Linked DNA regions of Homo sapiens: region 1 is linked to region 2. A link is a contact called in ENCODE Hi-C or POLR2A ChIA-PET data. All regions are on one chromosome and are shown on one strand. The core of a region is the stretch at or near the end of the contact, and the rest is flanking DNA. Distances in the headings are between cores, read along the strand shown.

Region 1 (4,962 bases), core at 32-2,531, 210 kb after region 2:
TGTGTGGTTTGTGTGTGTGTGGTATATGTGCTGTGTATGTGCATTTGTGTATATGATGTGTTTGGTTTGTGTGTGGAATGTATGTATATATGTATGTTTGTGTGATGTGTGTTTTTGTGTGAGGTGTGTATGGTGTGTATGTGTTTGTGTGTGGTGTGTGTGTGTGAGGTGTGTGTTTGGTGTTTGTGGAGTGTATGTATGTGATATGTGTGTGGAGTGTATGTGTATGGTGTGTGTGATGTGTGTAGTATGTGAGGTGTGTGTGTGGTGCATGTTTGCGGTGTGTGGTGTGTGATGTGTGTGGTGTATGTGTGTGGTATGTGAGGTGTGTGTGTGGTGTTTGTGGTATGTGTGAGGTTGTGTGAGGTGTGTGGTGTATGTGTGGATGGTGTGTGAGTTGTGTATGTGATGTGTGGTGTTTCTGGAGTGTTTGTGTGTGTGCACATGTGTGTGCTGTATGTGTGGTGTGTGTGTGTAATTTGTGTGCGAGGTGTGCAAGGTGTGTGTGTTATCTGTGATGTGTATGTGGCGTGTGTGATATGTGAGCGGTGTGTATGGTATGTGTGAAATGTGTGGTGTGTATATGTTATGTATGTGTCTCTGGTATATGAGGTGTGTGTGTGTAGTGTGTGTGTGGTGTGGGTTGATGTGGTGTGTATGTGTGTGGTGTGTGCAAGATGTGTGTGGTGTGTGTGGTGTGTGTGTATAAGTGTGCATGTGAATGTGTATATGGTGTGTGTGTGAATGTGTGTGGTGTTTGCAGAATACGTGTCTGTGTGTGGTGTATGTGTGTATGAGTCTGTATGGTGCTGAAGGTGTGTGTGGTGTGTAAGTGTGTGTGGTGTGTGTGGAATGTGTGTGGGGGTGTGGGTGTGTGCAGTGTGTATGAGTGTGTGGTGTGTGTGGTGTATGTGTGGTGTGTGTGTATGAGTGTGTGTGGTGTGTGTGGAACGTGTGTGTGGGTGTGGGTGTGTGTGGTGTATGTGTATGTGTGGTGTGTATGTGTATGGGTATGTGTGGAATATGTGTGGGTTGTGTGTGTGGTGTATGTGTATGGGTGTGTGTGTGGTATGTGTGGTGTCTGTGTGGAATGTGTGTGGTGTGTATGTGTATGGGTATGTGTGGAATGTGTGTGGGGTGTGTGTGTGGTGTATGTGTATGGGTGTGTGTGTGGTATGTGTGGTGTGTGTGAAATTGTGTGTGTGGTGTATGTGTATGAGTATCTGTGTATGTGTGTGGGGACAATTATTTATGGAGCACCTACGCTCTTCACCAGCAGTGAACACAAGAGAGGGGGAAACCCTGCTCTGGGGACGTCACCTCCCATGATGCCATTCGCAGTTGGGGACCAACTTCCTCCATTTGTGGCTTTCACTCTGAGAATGCCTCAACACGCAGGTTTCTCCACCGATTGGTATTTACACCCCCCACTTTAAACTGCTTTCCTGCCCTTTTTTCTGGCTGTGACTAGAATTATTTTTAGGGAAAAGAGAGAAGGATCTGGATGAATGAATTAATTAGAATTCATTTTCTAGTGGCATTTCTCCCAGTTCCTTCATTTCTGCTTGAAGGACAATTAAGGGTTCCGGTGTGGCTAATCATGTGGATTAAGAGTGGCTTCTTGTCTCCCATACAAATCCAAATGACTCACCACCAGTCATTTTTCCCGCTTTCTATGATCCTGAGATCCTAACTTCACTAACTGGGAAGTTACAGTTTTCAGAGATGCATTTTTTTTTTAAATAATGAGAGTGACTTTCTCAGTTTTATGTTACACTCTCTTGGCAAATAAGCTGCCTGTGCTGCTGTAGCCTGCACATTTTTGTTTGCAGTTAAAGAGGATGAAGAAGCCATCACCGGGTTCAGGTGCAGACACCTTTTTAGATGATTCTTAGTTACAGTGATTTTTAGAGGCACAGTTGATGACTAGTGGAAAGGCTTTCCGACCAGACTCTTTAAACTACCCACTCAGGCCAAGGAATCCCCCTCACCAGCTGCGTTTTCCTCAGGGAACTGAGCTTCCCAACCCTGTAGAATGTACTTCCCTTCCCTTCATGTGTCTGTTTGGTTCTCTGCCCCATCCCTGTGCCCAGAATAGCACCAGGCCTCCAGCAGACTGAGATCTCCATCTGTGGTCCAGGTTAATCTAATAATCTCACATCGGATCAGTTTGACCATCGGGATTTCTGTGGTCTAGTCTCTAATACCGCATGTCTGCATTTGGGATAGAGCATTTCACCCACAATTTAACCAAAAAATGCTGTTCCAAATAATCGTGTTGGCCACAGTATATTAAACACGCAGCTTTCCTAATAAGCACTTTAGTTTTCTTGCACATACAAGGAAGAGATTGGGTTTTTATATAGACTAGGTTATTTCAGCAAAAAAAAAAAAAAAAAATCCCGAAGGGATAATCAAGTTAATACAATTTGTTAAAAGGGAACACTACATGTGCAATGAGTTTGCATATTTATAGAACCCACATAATAAAGCCAGCTTTTACCAGATCACTTTCCCTTGTAAACATGGTCAATTGTATCTTGTAGGAAAGAAATGTAACAGTTATGTTAAACTAATGAAGTTCACATTGAAAACTATTTTAGGTAACTAGAAGTTTACTCTTACTGCATAATAACTAAAACTCGAAGAAAATTTACCTGAAATTAAAAAAGAAAAGCGTTGCTCGCTTTTATGGGACCACTTGCCTTAGAGAGGGAGCCCCCACAACACGTGAGTCTCCTCCCACCCCGTCCATGGACCTCCGTGCCAGCAGAGAGCAGCTCTTATATATGAATATGTGTAGTGTGTATGGAACGTGGTGTGTGTATAGTATATGTGTATATGAGTGTGTATCTGTGTGTGGGAACAATTATTTATGGAGCGCCTCTCTGTGCTGGGGACCAGCAGTGAACACAAGAGGGAGAAACCCTGCCTTAGGGACCTCACCTCCCACGATGCCACCTTCGCAGGTGGGGACTGACTTTCTCCATCTGTGGCTTTCACGTACCTCGACACACACATTTGTCCAGGGACTGGTATTTATGCTACCCCCCCCCCCCCTTCTTAAACTGAAGGACCTTTTTCTGGCTGTGAACTAAAATTACTTTTAGGGAAAAAAGAAAGAGAACCCTTGTGAACATGGTCAATTGTATTTTGTAGGAGAGAAACGTAACATTTATGTTAAGCGAATGAAGTTCACATTGAAAACTATTTTAGGTAACTAGAAGTTTACTCTTACTGCGTTATTAAAACTTGAAGAAAATTTACCTGAAATTATAAAAAAATTAAATTTTTGAAATTAAAAAATATTTTTTAAAAAATTAAACTTCAATTTTAAAGTTAAATTAAAATTTAAATATTTTTAATTTTAAAATTAAAAATTCAGAGCCCGCGAGCACAGCAGACAGGCACCAGCTCCCAAGCAAGAACAGCAGCGAATCAACATTTACTCCGAAAAAAAAAAAAAAAAAAACCCTTTCAGAACAGTTTGTGCTCCTGTTCAGCCCAGGAGACGTCGTTCCTGCTTTTACGCGGCGCCATGTCCTTCTTGGCGTACACTTGGCAAAACAGAATGAGAACTGTAGGTCGATAGAGAGACCTCCCTCCCTCTCGCCGGACCCCTCCCTCTCGCCGGACCCCTCCCTCTCGCCGGACCCCTCCCTCTCGCCGGACCCCTCCCTCTCGCCGGACCCAACTGGGTAGGGCGAGGAGCCAGGGGTGGGCGGGGAGGCGCCTGCGGGGAGGTCTGGAGCACGCCCGAGGCCAGGAGGAGGCGGAGCCGTAGCGAGCGTATGAAGGGAGGACCTGAGCTAAGGACCCGCGCCCGCCCGGGGGTTCCAGCATGCGGGGGAGTGGTCCCAGAGGAAGACAGGTCATTCCAGGGCCCCTAACCTTTTCTGCACCTTGGACCCATTTGGACTTGGGTCTCTTCTCAGGGTATAATTTCATAACACAAAAAATAAAACACAAACTTCAAAGATAACATCTAATATTAAAATTATCAAAATATTTAAAAAATAACATTGGGATGTGTTATCATTTGTGTGCTTCTGTATTAACTCAATAACAAGATTTTGCAGCGGGCCCAATAATGTGTGTTATTGTCAAGCAGTGATGAGCGAAATAGAATTTCTAGTATCGGCCACAACTGCAAAGTGACATGAAAATAACCAGTGTTTAGTGGCGACCAGCCACCCATAATAGCAATACGTCTCTGGGTTTTTTCCCTATGTGTATAATAAGGGAAATGCTACATCGCAGTTCTGAATGAAATGTAGGTTAGTGATTTTTTTTTTCCCAACCCAAGTTCCCAGGCAGAACTATGAGGGTCTTGGCAGAACCGTGGGGGTCTTGGGCTCTGCGACTGAGGAAAGATAGAGTCTTCAGGTGAAGGAAGAGCTCTGCCTCCAAAGAAAGAGTGCAGCCACTGGGAATCACAAGCTGCAGAGGAACGCAGGTACCAGATGTCCTGGTGTGCCCACGATGGAGGCGGCAGGCTTTCGCCCTTTATCTAATGCTATGAGCGTGGGCCTCATCAGCTGCCACAGCTGCGCTCTGGCTGAGGCATCACTCAGCAAATACTGCTTTCTCAGGAAGACCTATTCTGTTTTTTGTTTTTGTTTTTTGTTTTGTTTTGTTTTGTTTTTTACAGTATTTCCTGTTTAATAACCTGCCTCCAGAGAGTAGGGATGGTGTTCCCCAGCTTGTTCACCACTGAACCCAGCCTGTGCCCAAGAAGCATTTGTTGAATGGCTGTGTGGACAAATAAATAAATGAAGGGCATTTGATGAGAATTCATAAACTATTCATAGAACTTTCTCTGTGACTGCAATCCTTTCATCTAAGTAATGTTTTCCTCAGATATTCTTAAAAGTACATGGCTCTCATTCCACACCCACTGAGATGGCTATATATACAGTACATAAGGCAGATAATAACCAGTGCTGGTGAGGATGTGAAGAA
Region 2 (4,980 bases), core at 1,739-4,238:
CTCCTCTCTATCAGGGAGTGACCATATCCTCCCCTCTGAATTAGATTACACTACATAGATTGCATGTGAAATTATCTCGCTAGAATTTTATGTAAAAGAATCAAGCTCAGTGCATGGCACGTGACGGGTACTCAACAAAAACAAAGCTGTATAATATAGTACATAGGGTTATTCTTGTGTCTGTGTGTGTATGTGTGCTTATGCACAGTATGAGAAGATTGATTATATATTACATTTCTACTTTCAGTTTTTCTATGCCAATTGAAATAAATCCGTGACAATATTACCTAGGTCATCTTAATTAGTCATGCAGTTAGAGATGGGAGGTCTCAGTCACTCCCTGGCAGCTATCTGAATTGCTGGTAGACTCCAAGAAGAAATGCACCACTTTTTAACGTACTGGCCTCACAAATCCAAACTGAAAAAGTGACTGCAAATATGCCAGTCACCACCAATAATAACATAGTTTTACTAGTTGCAGGGATGGAAACATCACTGTCTAGGATGTCTGCATCCATTAGTTAACTGAACCAGCTTCTAATAGTTTTATGCCTACTCAAGGTAATGTGACTTGGCTTAAACAAACATGAATGTTAAGAGTTCACAATTAAATCATTTATTCATCTATCACTAATTTGAAAAATACTGAAAATATTTGTTAACCATGGTATAAAAATATATCTAACCAACTTTAATAGTTGAGTAAGCATTTGACACCACCATTCCATACTTAAATACCTATTTAACGTGAAGTTTGTTTCTTTTTGTCTTGCACAGAACTCAAGGAAGAAACATTTTTGCCAGTGAGCATATTTTTAGTTAGTGTGCAACTAAATTTGTTTCTTTTAAATAGAATATTTGATCTTATTTGTTCTTATGCTAGACTTGTATAATTATACTTGTCAGGGGCAAACAAATAATGTAATGATTCTGAAATATTATTTCTTAAGGAAAATAATTATACAATGATATTTATGTACTTGAAAGCATGTTATCTTTTAAAGTTTTACTGTGGGAGGCCATAAACTTATTCAAATGATGCTGAAATTGCTCAAAATAGTTTTAGAGTCTCTCTCTTTGGATATGGGCTCAAAAGCCAATGCATAAATTATATAAAATTTATATCATTTTGTGACCAATCTGAAGAACTGTAGTAACAAAACCAAAATAATTTAATTTGGTTTGCAAATGCTCTACAAAGTACAATTATATTTGCTCTGACTTGTGAGGTTTTCTAAAAAAATCAAATAACTGAGCATGTATTATTTTTACAGTAAATTAAATAAAAGTTGGGATAAAAATTCTCGAATATTATCATATATGACAAAAATTGCTAAGTGAAATAATTTAAGATTGTAATGAAGGGACATAAAGTAATTGTAAAAATAGAGTTTCAAAAAATAGTGACTTCTCTGAGAGGAACTTACTCTGAAGTGTGAATATAAAAAAAATCAAGCTGGCACTTTGGCTAATAAGAGTGCAAAATGCTACAACTCTTTGGGAGGGGCATTTGGCAATTTCTAGCAAAATCACATAGACATTTATCTTTCAATCTTGCAAACTTACTTCTTGGAATTTTTCTTTGAGATACCACATGGCAGCTGCAAATCAATTCATGTGTAGTTATTCACTGTGCCATAATTTGAGATAGCTAATGGTGGAAGCAATGTAAATGCCTAACCACAGGAAACAAACACAAGGCAAGCTGGGGATGCTTTGCTGTGCCAGAAAGCAAGAAAAATGCTAAAACAAAGCAAAAATCTCAGAGGGATATGTGAGAAGAACACAGGTGCTCACTGAAAGGGACTCCCACCAGCCATAGTTGGGACAATTTGAACATTTAAAAAGGGCGTAATGGGTTATATTACATTAACTAAAATAAACAAAGAAATCTTCAAGTCCTTAGTAATACATTTAAAATAGGGGCAAGGCAGCTCTTCTTTATAAAGTAATACTTTTTAATAAATATCGGAGGAATGAAGGAATTTAACAATAAAATTTTGCAGTCACCACGGTAATGACTGATTTAGGCAAGAATCAGCAGTGCACCTAAAATCATTGGCTGAAGAGTTAGGCACACAATCTCAAAGCATCACCCACAGGTTATTTTTAAGTATAAAGAGGAAAAGGATACACCTTGAAGAATAAATGGAAGTCAGAATTGCCCAATCATGGGACACACTAATGATGTAAAGGAAGCAGACTACAGTGCCAGGTAGTTTTCTTGTCAAAGCTGTTTAAACTTCATCTTGCTAACTTAAGATATATAAATTTAGGAAAGAAGACTTTATTTCTTGTAAAGGGTTACAGCCTGCAAGGTGGCCATCCTGCAGGCTGGGAAGTGGGCCTCCAGCAAAGACCAGAGACAGGCACTTTGAAGGAGGAGAAGTTGGATTTGGAGCTCATAGTGAATGGGTTGGCTAAACCTACTATTTGACAGTTTACAGGGAAGCTATGAATATTCCCAAACATAGACCCATGTTCATCTTGGGATAGAGACTTAACATTTAAATGTATTACTGTTAGGTTCTATGTGATCAGAGGTGCAGCAGAGACACGATGGCACTAGTCTTCAGCCTTTGCGAACCGACCAGAGCCAGTCTATGGTTGGTGATTTTCTTATCAGGAGGAGGTTACTGATTCACTGCCTTGTCCAGTCAAAACTGTAGTCATGGCTGGTGCAGCAGGGGTTCAGTTAGTCAGCATCTGTGAGCCCATGAGTCATAATTGTTTTAATATTGCTTATCTCAAGTCTAGCCCTTGTTTAGCTGCTAGAGAAAAAGAAAAAGAGAAACCTTGTGGCAGTTAGAACATAGTTTACTCTTTAAGTGTAGGAGTGGGTGACTTCACTGGCATGACCTTAGGTCCTGTTTATAATTTGGTATCTTATTGCCCCAAAGAGCCTGTTCTGTCAGTCTTCTGATCTCCATTTTAACGTGAATGCTGGTCAGTTGTTTTGTCTAAACCCCAGACGGGGGTGGGGCGGGGCAGCGGGGAGTATAACGAGGCGTGTCTGACCTTCTGTTTCATCATGAGTTTCTCTGGGGTTCCCTTGGCCAAGAGGAGGTTGGTTTGGTCAGTCGAAGAGGGGGGCTTAGATTTATTTTTTGTTTGCAATCTAATCAAGATAAAAAATTAAGCAAATCCAGAGAGTGGATGATTCTACAAGTCGACTTCAAAAAGCTAAGGTCTTGATCAGCAAATCACTGTGAGGGGACTGAAGAAGTGTGGTAGCCAGCTGTCATGTGAGGTCTTTGATTGTATCCTGAATTTATAAAACAGAAAACAGCAATGAAGATCATTTTGGTGACAACTGAAGAAATTTTAATACCATCATATTAAATATTGAATTTTTGGAGTTGTTAATGATTTTGTGGTTAATTGGAAAGTATCTTTGTTCTTGAGAGGTGCACACTGAAGCGGAAGTGATGACTGCAGCTTATTTCCCAATGTGTGTCTGCATTTATAGAGAGAAAAAAGGAGCAACAAAGTAATGTGGCAAAACATTAACAATCGGTGAATTTGGAGGGAGAGTTTATGGGTGTTCATCGTACTATTATTTCTATTTTCCTGCAAGTTTTAGATGTTTTGAAAGAAATTGGGGAATATTCAGCTGATGATTTTACAGCTACACTTGATATATTAATCTATGGAATGTGGTAAGATTGGTATAAATTACATTATTTTTATCATTTAAAGTAGACCCTAATATCACTGGCAGGAACCAAGAGTAGGTATTGATAAAACCTGTATACATTAGAACTAGTTGGAAAGTTACTAATCGGGCTGTAGCCTCCTAATGCAGAGTTTGCACACGATACACACTACAATCTTTTGTTAATCAGCGAGGTCTATGTTTTCACCAGTATTGTTCACTCAATACTAAGTAATTTCAATTCACTTAGTATCGTTTACATTTACAATTAAGTTGTTAGTATCACTTAAATTTACAATTATAATTTACACTTACAATTTACAATAATACAATTACTTAGTATTGAGTAAATACTAAGGCTGAAAGAGTTCCACCTACAAATGCCTCCTCTATGCGGATGCCAAATGTGGAGCCTATAGTTGGAGAGGTGTCAGCACCTTTCAGGAGCACTAATTCAGACCATGGCCACAGTGACTAAATTATCCAAACCTAAATGGAGCACACATCTGGCTACATGACCCAAATTTTCATCTCTTATTTATTTTTAATGGGCCAATTTTCATATTGAAGGAGAAATAAGGAGAGGTCTGAAAATTGGCTTCATTAAACAATTAAGCTCTTAAATCCTGACAGTGATGGAATATTTGGTGTAGAGAATAACAATTTTCATAGATGATGATTCCATCATAATAGAGGGCTGAAATTCCCAAAGAATTCCAAGTGAGGCCTCCAATACAGCATGCGATTGCCCATGGAGAATGTTATTCTCATCTGCAATTTGTTAGTGCTTTTCATCAACACATAATTATTTCAGCTAATAAACCAGCTAAGTATGCTCTAATGAAAAGTATCCCAAAGAGAGAGAAAGGGAATTACTAAGGTAAAGAAAGCCCTCAAGCTTCTAAGTATACAAAATTACACCTAGTTGTTTATTGAGAATGTCAATAAAACCCGCTCCTAAGCATGTGGTGCACTATTCCTAGGTGTACATCACTCAAACTATGTTCGAGAACTGATCTTTCCTCTTTCAGGTTATCGTGGAAAAGAGCCAGGGTGCAGGTGTTTCATGTTTATCCACAACTCTACTGTTTCCTAGGAGCCCTGACATCTTTATGAGTCTTTAAAAAAAGTTCTCCTCCTCACTCCAGTCCCCTGTGCTTTATCAACAACAAATGACTCTCTCCCGTTTTTACAAGGGGCCATCCACTCTCCTGCGTTCTTCTCATACTTCTTCGTTCCCTCTACCATACCTAATTATCAGTGCTTTTGAAGACCCAAAGCCCCTTTTTATAGTAGAGTGCCTTCACATCAGGGAGGAATATCAG

Evidence for each region. Hi-C counts contacts between places; a loop is a spot of excess contacts on that map. ChIA-PET counts read pairs that join two places held with the same protein, here RNA polymerase II (POLR2A). Pooled maps may share reads with other maps.
Region 1: a loop to region 2 is called in a pooled map, with 2.2 times the contacts of the local background. The contact joins two enhancer-like sites. A Hi-C loop is called at or near these places in 11 of 37 single-sample maps with no recorded cell type and 4 of 50 pooled maps. POLR2A ChIA-PET finds 5 or more read pairs at or near these places in 3 of 52 experiments (A673, OCI-LY7 and activated T-cell).

The regions. Positions count from the first base shown.
Region 1 is chr9:91,710,895-91,715,856 of GRCh38, forward strand. No RefSeq gene overlaps it. Among named protein-coding and RNA genes, the nearest start is that of MIR3910-2, 77 kb to the left of the region's middle. RefSeq lists a silencer at 3,733-3,782. Within about 2 kb of position 1,282, at least 7 of the 41 ENCODE cell types and tissues checked have a DNase peak (open chromatin) inside an H3K27ac peak, as active enhancers do.
Region 2 is chr9:91,497,928-91,502,907 of GRCh38, forward strand. No RefSeq gene overlaps it. Among named protein-coding and RNA genes, the nearest start is that of NFIL3, 77 kb to the left of the region's middle. Within about 2 kb of position 2,989, at least 2 of the 41 ENCODE cell types and tissues checked have a DNase peak (open chromatin) inside an H3K27ac peak, as active enhancers do.